2 separate regions of the Homo sapiens genome follow, and region 2 is linked to region 1. Evidence: read pairs that join two places in POLR2A ChIA-PET (ENCODE). Cell type or tissue: HepG2. All regions are shown on one strand.

Region 1 (2,500 bases):
GAGTGAGATTCTATGTCAAAAAAAATAAAGGGTTCCTGGATTGGAAACTTGCATGTGCGCTTAACGCTTCTGCTTTCGGAAAGGTAGAACGAGCAATAGGCATTCCTTTTGGCTTTTGAGTTGGCTGTGGTGTGACTCCTTTTGCTTCTTGTTTCTGATCTTGACACTTATGAGGAGTCATCTTTGAGTCTGGGTTTTCATCAGTGAGTACAGTCAAGCCAAGAAATGTGTCTGGGCAGGTTCCCTCTAGCACAGACCGAAGAAAACAGCAACATGGAACAAGAGAAGTAGGTTTAAACTTGGATTCCATCAGAGGGCTCAGTAGGGAAGATAATTCTAGATCCCTGGGCCTCCTAGAGTTTTCTATTCTGATTTTATTGGTTTAATGTTATTTGTTTGAAAGCACCAGAAATTAACTTTGGCCAACATAAGCAAAAAGATAATTTATTAGAAGGGTATAGAATAGCTTACAAAACGGAAAAAAAAGTTGATGAGCCAGTCCTCAGAAAGGATGGGAGCCAGAACAGCCTGGGGATCTTGGGAGCAGGAACCTCTGTGGGATGAATAAACATCATGAATATCCAAGTTCCTGTTTGTTTGTGTTTAGAAGTCAAAGTCCAGGGAGAGAGGCCCAATTTGTGTAGCTTGGGTCGGCACGGGGCACCTTGACTCATAGTTAATCCAGGTTAAATCCTGTGGAGCGAGGTGGTTCCCCTGAGCCATACCAGGCTGCTGTTAACTTATGGAAGGGGACGGGTACTGGGCAGGCAGGAACAGGAGCTGCTCTCTGCCTTTGCACTCCCAGGAACAACTATAGGACCAAGAGCAGAGAGTTCTACCAGAGTGAATTTTGCTTGGTGACCATTATGTCAGAGACCTAAGCTTTTTAGCGTTTTTATGTTGAGGGCTGACCTCGCTAGACCTTCTTCACGAGTGAATCACTATTTGTACAACAGTGTGTTTTGAGGAGGCCATCCCTATGTAAAGGGTTTCTCTGTATCCCTATGTAAAGGACTTTTCTCAGTGGGATTTGTGCATAGAGGAGGGGGGGGAAGAATGCCTGTTTGACAGAGAGCAGCTGAAGGTGACGTCTGTTACACAGGCATGGTTTCGTGTGCCACACATGAGAAAAATGCCCTTTGGGGAGTGGCCTTTTAGCATTGCCTAATATAGGAGGGAGGGAGTTGGGCGGGGAGGGAGAGAGAGAGAGAGAGAGAGAGAGAGAGAGAGAGTGTGTGTGTGTGTGTGTGTGTGTGTGTGTGTGTGTGTGTGTGTATTTTGGGATTGAGGTCACTAGACCTTGCATATAGGCATTCTGAAACCATTCCCCAGCCACATAACTATCGCCTCCCTCCAGCAGCCCTAGTGTGCAGAGCCAAGTACTCTTTGTTAACTGGCTTTTCTCCCTTCTTACCAGGTACCTGCACATGTTGTTCTTTGTCAGTGCTGTCAAGTGTGTGCCAGGGTGATCCATGGTCACTTTCCGGGATGGCAGCAAGGTGACTTCGGCTGAGGATGACCCTGACTGAAAGGCTGCGTGAGAAGATATCTCGGGCCTTCTACAACCATGGGCTCCTCTGTGCATCCTATCCCATCCCCATCATCCTCTTCACAGGGTTCTGCATCTTAGCCTGCTGGTATGTTTTTGGGTTGCCTTGGATATGGTGGGCCAGTGTCTTAGGACAGTAGGTTTTCTAACCCTAACCACTATGGAGCCCTTGGCCTCTGTATGCTTTTTACACAATGGGAGCTTGGGCTCCTTATAACTGTGAGTGGAGAACTCTAGTCCTGGCCTGGTTAGCTAATATAATAAAATAGTCCTGGCTGGCCCTGACCTACTGATTCACCAGATTTATTCATATCACTGGTACTCTATCTCAAAATAATGTTTAGATACTTCTAAGACACTGAAATAATTGAAAGATATGATACTTCAGTTTTCTTTCTCAATAGTAGTGGTTTCGTTTTAGTACCTGGTTAAGTGCAAGAGCCTTTTTTGTGTGTTGCGAGGCAAAGTCCATTAGAACAGTATCTTGGACAACCTGTGGCAGGCTAACCTCAGAGACTTGCTTCTTTGCTCTCTAGTCATTTTCTTGTGTTCACATGGAGCTTGCTTCAGACTTCTTGTTGATTCTTGTGGCCAGCTGCACTTGCCAAGGACAGTTGTGAGAGCTGTAGCTGCCCTTGTTCCTGTCTGTCTTTCTCAAGGCCTCATAGAAGCCTGAAGGCTATGGCTGACAATGACGTCGTAAAGGAGGAGTTTGATATGAGATGACATCTGATGACCCTTTTAACTCTAAAATGCTGACAGCTGTGAAAAGAGCCCATCTTATTCTTTTCTCTGGAAAGAATTCTGTTCTTCAGATTCATTGTCTAAAACATTTATAGATGTTTTCAGTGCTATGCTGAAGGGAGGATGAGAAGTCAGGAGGGAACTCCCTGTTCAGTTCAGTTGCTAATGATCTCAAGCTCTTCCCTGATTATCAGTAAGAAAGATGAA
Region 2 (2,500 bases), 370 kb before region 1:
GCACTAGGGTTGAGTCAGGGCTATCTGTTCCAGCCCTGCTACAAGCACCCTGCTCTCTGAGCCACCTGATCAGGGACTTCTAGGAGCCTCGAGGCCCCAAGCCCTGCGGATTCTCCATGCGGGTGCTGAGAGAACCACCCAAACTGAGCCTAGGCTTTAGTCCAGGCCACACAAGGAGGCCCAAGAAGACTGCAGGGTCCAGGCCATGAGTCAAGGGATCATGAAAAAATCCAGACTTTTCCAAGTAATTTCTCCCTCAGGGCTCCAATAGCTCTGCTAATCCCACCCTTCCTCACTCACTTTCTGGAGGGCTGTGGCCCTGGCACCAGGGCTCCCATTGCCACCCACCTCCCCACAGACCCTGGACCAAGCTGTTGCTGGAGGCAAGGCTCCTCCCTTACCTCGAGAGATGGTCCCTCCTGGGGTAGGGTTGACACACATGGGTGGAAGGCGGGGTGGGGGAAGTTTGCACTGACGCTGCCTGTGCTGGGCCCGATCTGGGGAAAGAGAGAGGGCATCAGGGCGACATGTTCTCACCCCTCACAGTCACAGACCCCTGAACTGACTCACTCAGAGCATCCGTGAGGAGCTCTGGGCAACAGGGCTGCTGGACAGTGCTGGGAGCAGCCACAGGTTCTGAGGAACAGCACTAACAACGCCACACAGGAAGAAGGCAAGCGTCTCATATGATGTGATATGTGACAGCCTTAGAGAGAGCCCTCAAACTCTTCCTGTTCCCTTAGCTACCCCCTATGAGGTTAACACCCATCCTATATACTTCTCTTAGTCTTAAGTTGTGAGGATGTGACAGGACAACAGGAGAAAGCTGAAAGCCTTGGTACTACATCAACTCAAAAGCACCACGTGTCTGCTTCTTATGGTAGCTACCTACGCCTTTGCTATGCGTTCCCCAGATGGCTACCTCAGCCACCAAATCTCAAATCATTCTTTCCCTCCAAGAGCTGGGTAAGAGAGGGACGACTGGACTATGTGGGTCCAGCTTGAGAGCTAAAACCAGACGCACACTTACCAGCCTTCTCCCTCTTTCTAAAAGAGAACAACCTGCCATTCCAAATACTTCCATTCATTTGGGGGCTAAATGCTACTTATTAGTAACCAGAAAGTACATTTCTAAGAAGTCCCAACAACTTGAGGTACATGAACGAAAATTAAGGCACTGAGTCTTCCACGGGAAGGTGGAAATACATGGGTAAGGAAGGTGGAAATATATGGGTAAGGAAGGCTTAAGGTCCTTTTAAACCACCTAAATGGTGACATTCAGAGAGTCACTAGTCTTGGGGCTGGGAGAAATGCATGCACTCTTTGCTCTCTTTGCCCCTCTGGTTTCAGTACAGTAAATGGGGTAGAAGGGGAGCAGAGATGGCCACACACACCTGAAGCTTGAGAAACCACCTGTTCTACAAAGATGTTCATTTGTGGAATGCAAATTGACTCATATACAATTGGTAAAGAGGAGAAAGATATCAGTAAAACAAGACTCTTGTTTCAAAAAATTCTGAAAGCAAAGGAGCTGAAAAAGCAGGAGTAGAATTATAATCTTCAGCAGGAAAGAAAAAGCCCTTTCAGCTATTTTTTTTTTTATTAAAATTGAGTGCCTATACCTATAGAGAATCAAGGTGGTAGATACAAAGGTGTTCACTATACAATTTCTTCAATGTTTCAGTATTTTTGAAATTTTTCACAACAAAATGTTAGGGGAGAAGCAAGTCCTGCACTCCAACCCTCCTCCCCCACAGTCCCAGCTGCACACACTCCTTCACCACAGTGGCTGTTTCAGAACTCCACCTCCACCTGGGCTTCCTCGGTAACTGCCAGCTCTGCTCACATTAGAAGGCTCTTTGTAGCCCGGCGCGGTGGCTCACGCCTATAATCCCAGCACTTTGGGAGGCTGAGGCCAGCGGATCACAAGGTCAAGAGATCGAGACCATCCTGGCCAACATGGTGAAACCCCGTCTCTACTAAAAATACAAAAATTGGCAGGGCATGGTGGCGTGTGCCTGTAGTCCCAGCTACTCAGGAGGCTGAGGCACGAGAATGACTTGAACCCGGGAGGCGGAGGATGCAGTGAGCCGAGATCGCGCCATTGCACTCCAGCCTGGCCACAGAACAAGACTCCGTCTTAAAAAAAAAAAAAAAAAAAAGAAGACGGCTCTTTGTACATTTGCAGCATCACATCACCCTGAGCTGCCTGTCTAGGTAGTCCAAAGCATCTTCCCAAGCACCAATAATTGTTTTTTGTCATATTTTGGTCAAAAAGTTGCAGTTGCATTGGCCCAATTCTATTTTTCCCATAAGCTCTCTTATAATATTATAGATGTGTGATTTTTTTCTTTTTATTTTATAGGTATGTGATTTTACAGAAAACATACATAGAGTTACAGCAGACGTGCTTGTAGGATCTTCTAGAACTAAATGCCTAGGATCAAGGTTTATTTTGAAACTAATTCCAGTTCTGCCTTGAAGCTAAGGTTGGAAATGA

What was found. Peaks named below come from ENCODE experiments on the same cell type or tissue, not always from the same donor. Only the 100,000 strongest peaks of a DNase experiment are listed, where the experiment ranks them.
Region 2: POLR2A ChIA-PET joins it to region 1 with 5 read pairs; 4 of 35 experiments call an interaction of 5 or more read pairs at or near these places.

What each region holds. Positions count from the first base shown.
Region 1 is chr3:47,442,009-47,444,508 of GRCh38, reverse strand. SCAP (SREBF chaperone) reads left to right here. Exons shown (of 23, transcript NM_012235.4): 2 at 1,418-1,637. The coding sequence starts at 1,516. Among named protein-coding and RNA genes, the nearest start is that of SCAP, 33 kb to the left of the region's middle. In HepG2, no CTCF peak of the experiment used is centred here; DNase peaks (open chromatin) are centred at 648 and 1,098; H3K4me3 peaks cover 1,450 bases.
Region 2 is chr3:47,816,019-47,818,518 of GRCh38, reverse strand. It overlaps DHX30 (DExH-box helicase 30), which reads right to left. Exons shown (of 22, transcript NM_138615.3): 4 at 402-497. Among named protein-coding and RNA genes, the nearest start is that of DHX30, 14 kb to the right of the region's middle. RefSeq lists an enhancer at 437-937. In HepG2, no CTCF peak of the experiment used is centred here; no DNase peak of the experiment used is centred here.